2 separate regions of the Mus musculus genome follow, and region 1 is linked to region 2. The links are chromatin loops, found by intact Hi-C in ENCODE. Cell type or tissue: heart. All regions are shown on one strand. Links, peaks and the distances in the headings refer to the core of each region. The heading gives the core; the rest is flanking DNA. Region 1 has its middle 27 kb from the start of Gm40226. Region 2 holds the start of 9630013D21Rik (RIKEN cDNA 9630013D21 gene).

Region 1 (5,382 bases), core at 319-5,318, 81 kb after region 2:
TCTTACATACACATACACACACACACACACACACATACACACACACACACATGCATACAGAGAGAGAGAGAGAGAGAGAGAGAGAGAGAGAGAGAGAGAGAGAAGAAGAAGAAGGAGGAGGAGGAGGAGGAAGAGGAGGAGGGAGGGGGAGAGACTCGGACAGAAAATATGATAGCTATTTCACATCAGCTGGAGAGATGGCTTAGCAGTTAAGAATATGTATTACTCTTTCATAGGACTGGAGTTCAATTCCCAGCACCCATGTTGAATATATAGCTCACAATTGCTTATAACTCCAGCTCTAGATCTGATGTCCTCTTTTGGACTCTGCATGCATCCACACTCACAGGTGCCCATACACAGACACACATGCATGCACATAATCAAGAATAAAAATACTCTCAAAAAGTCTATTGTACACAAGGATCTGCAAAAATCCTATGATGGATGTGTCATATGAGTGAAAACTGAGGAATCAAAGAATGTTTTCAGATTTTAAGGAGAACTAAGAATAACCACACTCCGATGGGAATATTCAGGGACTATGGTTCAGTGATAACTTTCACTTTTCTTTTTTTTTTTTAACCCCTCACTTTTTGGTTTTTCAAGGCAGGGTTTCTCTGTGTATCCTCAACTGTCCTGGAGCTTGCTCTGTAGACCAGGCTGGCCTCAAATTCAGAGATCCACCTACCTCTGCCTCCGGAGTGCTGGGACTAAAAGCATGTGCCCCTATGCCCACCTGATAATTTTCTAGAACAATGACTTTTAAGTGTCTGTATGAGATTTGGAGACATTTCTACATTTCTTCATTGTCAGAGTGTAAGCTTCCTCCCCTCCAAATTTTCCCTCAAGTAAATGCTCTTAAAATGATTATATCAGGAGCTGAAGAGATGGATCTCTTAAGAGCCCTGATTGCTCTTGCAGAGGACCCAGGTTCGTTCCCATCACCCATATAGCGGCTAATAACCTTTTGTAACTCCAATTCCAGGAGGCCTGATACTCTCTCCTGGCCTCTGTGGGCACTGAATATACCTGGTACAGACATACATGCAGGCATAACTTTCACACACATAAACTAAATCTAATAAATAATTGTTGTGTCCGGCCAGCAGATCACAGCCTGGGTTCTAGCCTGGAAAGGCATTTTGGAAACCTGGAAGAGAAGAGGACCTAGGCGGCGAGAGAAAGAAATGTAGCTAAGACAGGCATTCTGATCAAAGCTCAATTTTACTATTCCGACACTCAGTTATGAAGGAAGGGGAAGGGGGCCCAATTCCCGCCAAATAATCTCGGGGTCCAGTAGCAAAGCGGCAGGTTCCAGCAGTGGGCATGGCAAAACGATTGAGCGGAAAGCTCCACCCCTGAGCAAACAGGTTTCAGGCTGGGGGAGGGGAGACTACAAATAATTACTTTAGTTGCTTCAACTAACATCACCATCCTTACAACAGCCATGTTGACCAACATTAGCAACAGTCTCAGTGTGACTAATAATTACATATAATTAGTTATATAATAACAAGTTAAACACTATTAACTATAAAAATTTTTGTCTCTTCTATAATACTGGTTGTGCTGGTTAGTGTTTTTCAATTTGACATGAACCGAGGTCACCAAGGAAGAAGAAACCTCAGCTGAAGAATTACCTCCATGAGACTGGCCTATGGGGCATTCTCTTGACTAATGATTAATGTGGAAAGGCCTAGCCCACTGTGGGTGATGCCGTCCCTGGGCAGGTGATCCCGGGCTATATAAGATAGCAAACTGAAGGGCTGAAGAGGTGTCTCAGAGTTTAAGAGCACTTAGTGCTCTTGCAGAGGACCCAAGTTTGATTCCTAGCACCCTAATGGTGGCTTACAACTGACCACCATAACTCCAGTTCCAAAGGATCCAACACCCTCTTCTGACCTCTGCAGGAATAAGACATGCATGTGACACATATAATTACATGCAGGCAAAACACTCACACATATAAAATTAAATCTTAAAAATATTTTAAAGAAAAAGAAAGCTGAGGAAGTCAATAAGCACCTTCTCCCTATGGTCCCTGCCATTGCCTCTGCTTTTTCCTGCCTTGATTTCCCTCAATGACAGACTGTGGCCCAGACATGTAAGTCAAAGAAACCCTTTCCTTTCCTTTCCTCCCCAGGTTGCTTCAAGTCAGTGCTTTATCACATCAGTAGAAAACAAACTGTTAAACAGGTATTCTAAAAATTGCTTTCTGAAATTTTAGTATTTTTCTTTGCTAAAATAGTTTTGTGAGTGAGATATGTAGCTCAGTGGTAAAATTATTTTGTAGAATTCATGAGCCTTTGGGTTTCTCGAACATATAGAAAAAGGAAGATAAGAGGAGGAAAAATAGGAGGAGGAAGAGGAAGAAGACAAGGAGGAAGAAGAGGAGGAAAAGAGAGAAGAGGTGTGTTCAGATTTCTATTAAAAATATCATAGACTATGTGATCAAAAAAGCAGATATATGTTTTTTCATAGTTACACCCATAAGACCAGGGTACCCGCATAGTCAGGCATACAGATGGCTCTCTTCTGGCTATGTCCTCACCTGGTAGAGATAGAAAGAGAGTTAAGATCTTTTTTATGTCTCCTTATAAATGCAGCAAGCCAAAGACAAGAGTCTCACTCTTAAGATCTCACCTAACTTAGTCACCTCTCTAAAAACTCACTCTACAGCTCTTCATACAGAAACTTAGAGCTTCTACTATGAATTTGGAGGACCTCAATTCTATTCACAGCAAAGGCCTTGCCCGTATTAAGATTTAACTTATACTAGTTAGAGGAATCCAGTTGGATAGTATGTTTAATCTTGACATAAAAGTTAAGCAAGAGATCATTAAAAATATATCCATCAATTTGTAAAGTAGAAAAGGTCTAATTTCTGTCTCTATAGCAATTTGAATCATTACTTAATAGGCCCAATGAGGAAATTTGTTTACAAAAAACAAAAACCACGGATGTGAAACGCAGTCATCTGGAAATGGCATTCACTAATGGGTAGTGATACAGTTGAGTCGGGAAAGTATGACGGCATCTTCCATGTAATGATGTGTCCGTGTTCCCCCTTGTAGTTCTCAAATCCCTATGCTAACATGTTAACCATGGCACCATCTTGTGGCTGTTTCATCAAATAGCTGGGATACACAAACATCTGTAGGGAGACACTATAAATGAAAGTTATTTGTTTTAAAAAGTAAAGCCATAAAATGACATGTAATTTAACATAATGTTTGCAGGTAATTTCCCTTATTCTCATTCAAAGAGCTTCAACTTGAAAAGTAAGCTAATCAACTAGCTTTAGCATGGGCACATTTCTTTCTTATTTTCTGTATTAATTGTTTATATACAATCTCAGATTGGTCCATTGGTGATGAAAACACCAAATGGATATTATAATCTGAAGCATTTTAGTGTGTAGAGTGGACATGTGTTTACACATAAATGTGTGTGTGTCTGTGTGTATATGTTTGTGTGTGTCTATGTGTGTATATGTGTATGTGTGTGTGTGTGTGTGTGTGTGTGTGTGTGTGTGTGTGTGCATTCGCTCAGTTGTTGCTTTCATATGCTTTAACCTTAGGCTCTGTTAAGCAAAGGGAATTGATACATGGTAAAAAAAAATTAAGAGATTAAAAAAAAACCCTTTGAGAAATCGTCTTTAAAAACCTTTAATCATTCACTGGCTATCTGGCTATGAACATAATCTTGGTCAATGTTATGTTATTATAATGAAATATCTGAGGTTGGGTAACACTCAGAAAGATTTATCCAGTTCAAATATTCAATTCTGTGACTTCTCATGGTGGTCTTGCTAAGCAGATCCCCCGGGGGCATTGTCACCGAACTAAGATTTTATATAACTGTAACCTTTGTTCTTGAATTTTCCCTAAAATGTTTTGAAAGATTTTTTTAAACTAAATTTGAATAATAGAAATATTTTATTGTCTATGACATTTTTAAAAATGTCTTGAAACTCTTTTTTTTCCTCTCTCTCTCTTCAAAAGTCTTCAAGTGCCAGGTATGGTGGTGCACATCTTTGATCCCAGCACTCAGGAGGCAGAGGCATGTGGATCTCTGTGAGTTCATGGCCAGCCTGGTCTATTGAATAAGTTCCAGGACAGCCAGGGATACAAAGAGAAACCTTGTCTCAAAAACAGAACAAAACAAAACAAAACAACAACAACAACAACAACAAAAGTCTTCAAGCAGCAGATTGTTCACAGGAAGAATATAGAAATATTTCAAATACATTAAAAAACAGTCTTCCTAAGAGCTGGAGAGACGGCTTAGCAGTTAAGAGCACTGCCTACTCTTCCAAAGGACCGGGGTTTGATCTCAGCATTCATATGGCAGCTCACAACGGTCTATAACTCCAGTTCCAGGGCAGCCAAGGAACACATATACATGCGGGTAAAGGACACACGCAAATAAGCCTTTCTAAAGTGAGAAAAATAGTAGACCATACTGAGGTGAGACGTGTCTCCCAAACAAGCAAAGGAAAAAGTTGGCCATGCTACCAGGGTAGTGAAGATTGATGGAAAGATGTCCATTCCCTTACAGTGCTGGTGTGAGCACATAAGATACACTCCTACAATAGCAGCTTGGTAAAACCTATCAAAATTACAAATGCACATACTATTATGTGTTATTTCATGTTAACAAAATTCCCACCTATACATGCAATTTACATTTTTTTTTTTTTTTAGAAATGACATGTAAAAGATTATTCAGAGTTTGTAGTGGCAAAATTTGGAGATGACTTGATCTCCATTAACTGGGAACTGTTAAGTTATCACCATTGAAATAACAGAATACAGTGGTCATATGATGAAATCACTAACACTGGCTGTGTAGAAAGGGAACTGAAATAGAAGGCAGACTCGCTGTTCACACATCTGAATCTGTTGAAAAATGAACCATCTCAATTAATAGCCATTTATATAAATAAAAAGTTCTCCCACCGCTTCCTGGGCCACTACATCTCCCACTCTGGTTTCTCAAAGGTTGAAGACCCGAGTTGGGTTGTCTAAGGTCACCGTGCACCCTGAAAATCCAATCGTGTGCTTTGGACGATCTCTGCAGAAGGTTCAGCCTGGTCCCTGGTTTCCCTCTGACCCAACTCTTTTTTAACACTGCTTCTCCAAGCCCTGGGTGTTCCAGGATACTGGGTCAGGGGTTAGTTTTGAAAATGTTGACTCAAGTCTAGGGCAGGCCCCCAGCAAAGCAGTCACTTGCGTGTGGTCACAGGATTTGTATAGCCCCAGACTGCCGCTTTCCTCTCAGCCTGTGGTCCTTTTCTCTGCACCCCGCCCCCGCCCGAATACCTTCTTTTGGGGGCCAAAAAATGTATACACTATATAAAAACACAGTAATGGATAA
Region 2 (5,382 bases), core at 203-5,202:
CAGTGGAGCTGTTCCTTTATCTCCTTCCCCTTCCCCCTCCCAAAGATTTCATTGGCTAACACCGCTCTTATTAGTATTTTGGCTTCAAAAAAGAATATGAACAGCAATTTTTAAATAATTTTTAATTAGGTATTTTCTTCATTTACATTTCAAATGCTATCCCCAAAGTCCCCCAGACCCTCTCCCCCCACACACACACACTCCCCTACCCACCCACTCCCACTTCTTGGCTCTGGCGACGAAGAGCAATTTTGAAGATCAGACTTGAAGTTAATTCAGTATGAATTCCTTGTAAGGTCCAACCACCCCTTTTCCTCAAATTTGAGTCAAACAGCTGAAAGGTAGGTTTTGGAAGTAGCAATCTAAAAACAGATACCAGCTCTATAAAGTCAGTGCTAAAGAGAACTCTGCTGAGAAGGTGCTTCCCTCAGGTCAGGTGGCCTTAAAATCATAAAAGGAAACAATTGCTTAATGGATTACTCAGGCTTGAACTGCACTGGCTTCCTCATAAATGCCCAAAATGCAAAACTACAAAATGTTTTAAGTGTTAAAATATAGATATTGGTATTTGTGGTGGGAGACTAAAAAAATCTCAGCCAGGAAAAAAAAATGTATAAATGATATATAAAGACCATAACTACTTAGGGTCTACAGAGTAAGAAATATAGAAACTTTCACGATACATAATAAGCAAGTCCTCTATATGGAATTTGACTCATTTCCACATATTTTTTAAAACTAATTGAGCGTAAGGTCTTTGGGGGAACATGTTTAGCTTAATAAATTGTTGAAGGAACTAGACATATCTCAGATTTCCAAAAGGATTCTCCCACATCTGGTACTCTTACTGTCATGTTAAAGATAGTCACCAAAGGATTTCAGTGCAGTTACCATTTATAAATTTATAAATGCTGCATTCATCATTTGCCACACAAACAAAGATGTTTTATGTGCAAGTTCCCTCCCCTGCTTCTTAAGCTCTCTGCCTTCAATTCAAAAAGAACAAACTACTTGAAGGTTTATTGGAGGGCATGGCTCTGATGTCGGCCTTTGCAAAGACTGTAGGGCCAAAGGCAAGCAGTTCTTACTGGCTTATCTTCTAGTGTAATATTAAAGAACCTGGGATCAAAAAGCAGAAATAATTTCACTGTGGGTTAAAAATTCGCATTCCCCCAAACTGAATGTAATAAGTTTTTTTTACAATTGTACATGAATTAACTTTCAATGGCCGCATGACATTAAACTTAGGAAAAATTTGAAGGTACAATTGAGATACTCCAAAAGGAAAATGTTTCAATTTAAAAATAGACTCAATATATAAAATAAGCATAGTACTATTACTGAAAGCAATTTCTTAAAACCCCTCCTTACACATTGCAACGATCAAGTTGGGCAATTTTAAATTTGCAGTTTAGTTGACTCGCAGTACCACAGTCTCAGCATTTACTTTATCCCATGATGTGAAAGTCACCTTTAGAGATTTCAAATACAAAAGCACGAGATGTCCATAAAGCAAAAGAGAAGTGCTGTAATTGCTTTGTTCTCGGGTGGTCTGAGCACAACAGAGGGAGAGGACGCCCTATCTCTTCATCAGCCTAAGATTTGCTAGGCATTAAAACATCTTCACATTACCCTGACTCCTCGCAGGAAGTAGCTTTGCTAATCTGAGTATTTTAGAAATGAGTTATGTGGTCCCCTCTAGGAAATAAAAGCTATCCAATTTCTCAAAAACCTCGACAGTGCTCAGCAGAACTCTTGAATAAGCAGAGAAGAGAGTGTGCTGCCCAGCTTACCGGTGAGCGCAGGTCGGAAGGAAAATGAATATATTCAGGTGAAGAGTAAGGATGAAAAAGCTAATTGAATAGAGTGCCCGGATCCCCAGGGGACCCTGCTATATTAAAGATAGAGGTTATAAAGTAGAGATTCGAGCTGAGTTTTCTTTACTGTGCCCTAATCCCACCAGGACACTCAAGTCCAGCCTTTGGACAGTAAACTAAATCCAAACTTACACCTGCAAAGGGTGGTGTGTGTGTGTGTGTGTGTGTGTGTGTGTGTGTGTGTGTGTGTGTGTGTGTGTGTTAACAGGGTCGCAGCCCACTCTGGCACTCTGGTACCAGAATTACTAACCAAGGTGCCTTTCTTTTAATTTCTCTAGAGTCAGTAGGTTTTTTTTATGAATATCATTCATCAAGCAGTGCTGTGATGAGCTCTTGCACACACACACACACACACACACACACACACACACACACACACCACTTTGAGTAAATGACAAATACATAAAATATCGTTTCCTGAGAAAGCAATCTACTTGGCAATGCTATTTACTTTATCTTGATCATATTAAATATCAGAATTTGAGGCCGGGACCTTCAAGTTTTCTGTTGCTCGGAAGTTGTTGTAAGCTTTCACCGGGGTCCAAAAAACAGTGAAAACGCTCACAGTGCTGGAGCAAGAAGGGGTCATACTTGAAAACCTTCCGGACTTTTCTAAGCTACCTCTGCCAAAAGACTACAGAGGAGAAAGTCCCACGTTAGTGCAAACCCTTTTACCCGGCAGTTTCATGCAAACCGACCCGCAGTAGGCACTTAGTGAGAGGCAGAAAAACAAAAATCCCCTCCTGAGATGGGGTAAAGTTCTGTCCACCAGAGCCAACCCCAGAGTCTTTGGAGAGGATGCGAACACATCTTTTGTGTCCCAGACTTGGACTAAGTCTGGGTGCAGCAGGGAAGAAGCTGGAGCCGGGCGCTCCTTCTGTGCGCGCAGAAAAGCCCGGGGGTGGGGGTGGAGGAGCTGCAAAACCGTTAGCTCACTTTTTTTTCCTTCCTCGCAAAGGTCTCTTTTCTCTTCTCTTCCTGTCCAAATATTTCAAATTTCCGCGCCTTAAATAACAGCCTCCTTTTATTTAGCTAGTTTCCTCGGCAGGTTTGGCCGCTGGCTGGTCTCTGCCCCTCTATGGACCCGGGATGCCTCTCGCACCTCGGTGCCTCCTGCAGCCCCCACATCACCCCATGCCCTGCGCGCTGCACAGAGCGTGCCCGCACGAGCCACAGCCTCTGCCCTTCGTGGCCTCGCTTGACCTGGCTGTCCCGGGCACCCGGAGCCACCAAGGCTGCCCCCAGCCCAGTCCGGAGCTGGCCTGTCTCCCAGCCCAGTTTCCTTCCCTGAGCTTTAGGACGGGTCCCGCCCGGGGCTTGGAAGCCCACAACCCTGCGGCAGCAAAAGGCAAAGGGCGGGAGGAGAGCTACAAAGGAGGCCGGTGGCCGCAGCCAGAGTCAGCCCCCAGCCGTGGGTAACCTTGGAGGCGCCCTCGAGTGAGTGTGAGCGCGGAGATCGTGGCTAGCCGGCGCACCCGGAGGGGCGGGAGGAGGGAGCTGGGAGTTGGGAAAGGGGAACCGCTCCCCAAGAACCCCAGGAGTTGTGGGCGACCACAGCAGCCAGCTCCAGGTGCTGGCCCCGGGGCAGCCCTCCCGCTGGGTAAAGTTGGCCCCGGGGCTGCGGCTGGAGGGCAGTGCGCGAGCTGAGGAGAGCAGGCCGGTGAGTTCCTGGCTGGCCGCGGAGGTGAGCTGGCGGCCGGAGCCGCGGGCGCGCTGCACCACTCGGTGCCCTACTCAGAGTAGCTCTCCCTTCCTCCCCTGGCGATGACAGCTGAGGACAGCCGGGCTTCCCAGCCAGGCGTCCAACTGCTAAGAAGACAAATTCTTCTCTGGCTTTTTACCGTCTTGGACTGTTCACAAAACTGCCCCAAGGTTTTGCTTTTCCTCCGTAGTATACTAGACATCCGGAACCGAAAATACACCTTCTTCATTCAAAAAGACCCCAGCCTGAGCGGTGACCTTCAGGGCTGGGGTGTGCAGAACACCTAGGATTATGGGGGTTTTTTGTTTGTTTGTTTGGTTGGTTGGTTTTTTTGTTTTGTTTTTTGTGGGTTTTCTCTTTTTTCTTTCTTCTTTCTTTTTCTTTTTTTCAATCTTCAGCGGTGCCTCAAAAGAACCCCCCTTTTCTCCCAACCCCCAGATCTGTATATAGACCTGGTAAATTAAGATTCCAGGGAAATATTTTGCCATCTGTGCAGAGACACTGTGTGGACTTTAGGTGTTAGGATGTGGTTTTGGAATTTTCTGTGCTGTCTTTAACTCTCAGTAGACATTAAAATAACAGCTTGGTCTCGGCCAGCAAGTGAGCAAAGGTTATCCCAGCTACCACAGCACCTGCAGAAGCACAAGTGGAACTCACACATTTTGCTTCCCGTGTTCTAAAATGGATTCTGAGCCATCCAGAGAAATCCGCACAGAGGGGAACCTGAGAACAGAGGTGTACATATTAAAAATTACACAGGTACTGTACTAAAACTGTCTCACCTAATCTCTGTGTGTTTCTGTCTCGCTGATCAAAGCAGAATTTCAACTTAGGCCTGCTCAATAATTTTATATACAGCCTTTTTCCTCTTCCCTCACACTCCATTCCAAAATAAAACAACCAGCCAAAACTAGCAGCTCTTTGGGGGAGGAAGTAAGAAACCACCAATTTCTATCCAACTATACTTAATGTCTTCTGAGTACTAAGAAGAAATCCTAATTTCAACCGGTTCTAGGGAAGAAATAATTTACCAGAAGCACAACATTTAATTGGTATAATTATGATGATATTGTCTTTTTTACATACAAATAATAGAGTTTCTGTAGTTGTTAAGTAAAAACCCAGATTTCTTCCTGAGAATATTTGGACATGGAGGCTTCTGCTCGTAATATTTCATCAGTACAGCAAGTCTCTTAGAAAAATCTGGAACGTTATCTTAACCATGTAGAGAACAGTATCATGTTGGCAGATTTTGTTTCTGTTTTTCAAATTAGTTACATAAATAGTGAAAGTTCCATATAAAGACAAAATTCCCCAACATGCTTTGATGTTGGATTTTAACTTAGAAATGCAACTAAATAATCAACCATATTAAAATACTGTCCACTTCCCTGATCCTGCTCAGTGTAGTGTGTACACTTGCTGGAAAAGAGGTCTGTTATGAGTTTTAAATGTGTGCTTTGGAAACACAACTTCCTAAAATTAAAAAAGAAAAAAGAAGCTTTCTGGGCTCCAGGAACAGTTCTCCCAATTGGCATCATGATCAGTGGTATCAGTACCTTCTCTCACCAGACTGCATAATCGGTCTCCTGTTCGAGCCCAGATAATTCCTATCACATAGCTATCTTCTGAGATGGTTTCATTTAGAAAAATTGATGCCCTCACTGATGTGCATACAGTTAGACACCTTGGACCAATCTGTGGGCCACTTAAAAATGACATGCATTTCTTCCTTTGTCGAGGTATGGAACGTGTCTGAATAAATATAATCATCTTAAAGAGCTAGAACAATTAATTTGCAGA

What was found. A loop is a pair of places that touch in the nucleus more often than their neighbours do. Peaks named below come from ENCODE experiments on the same cell type or tissue, not always from the same donor. Only the 100,000 strongest peaks of a DNase experiment are listed, where the experiment ranks them.
Region 1: it touches region 2 in a loop (2.0-fold over the local background); 1 of 42 quality-filtered maps calls a loop at or near these places.

What each region holds. Positions count from the first base shown.
Region 1 is chr4:109,574,856-109,580,237 of GRCm38, reverse strand. No RefSeq gene overlaps it. Among named protein-coding and RNA genes, the nearest start is that of Gm40226, 27 kb to the right of the region's middle. In heart, for the core only: a CTCF peak has its summit at 3,134 (motif pointing left); no DNase peak of the experiment used is centred there.
Region 2 is chr4:109,655,357-109,660,738 of GRCm38, reverse strand. 9630013D21Rik (RIKEN cDNA 9630013D21 gene) reads left to right here and starts at 3,151. Exons shown (of 5, transcript NR_166454.1): 1 at 3,151-3,314; 2 at 4,144-4,338. In heart, for the core only: no CTCF peak of the experiment used is centred there; DNase peaks (open chromatin) are centred at 3,278, 3,378 and 3,508; H3K4me3 peaks cover 1,377 bases; H3K27me3 peaks cover 2,955 bases.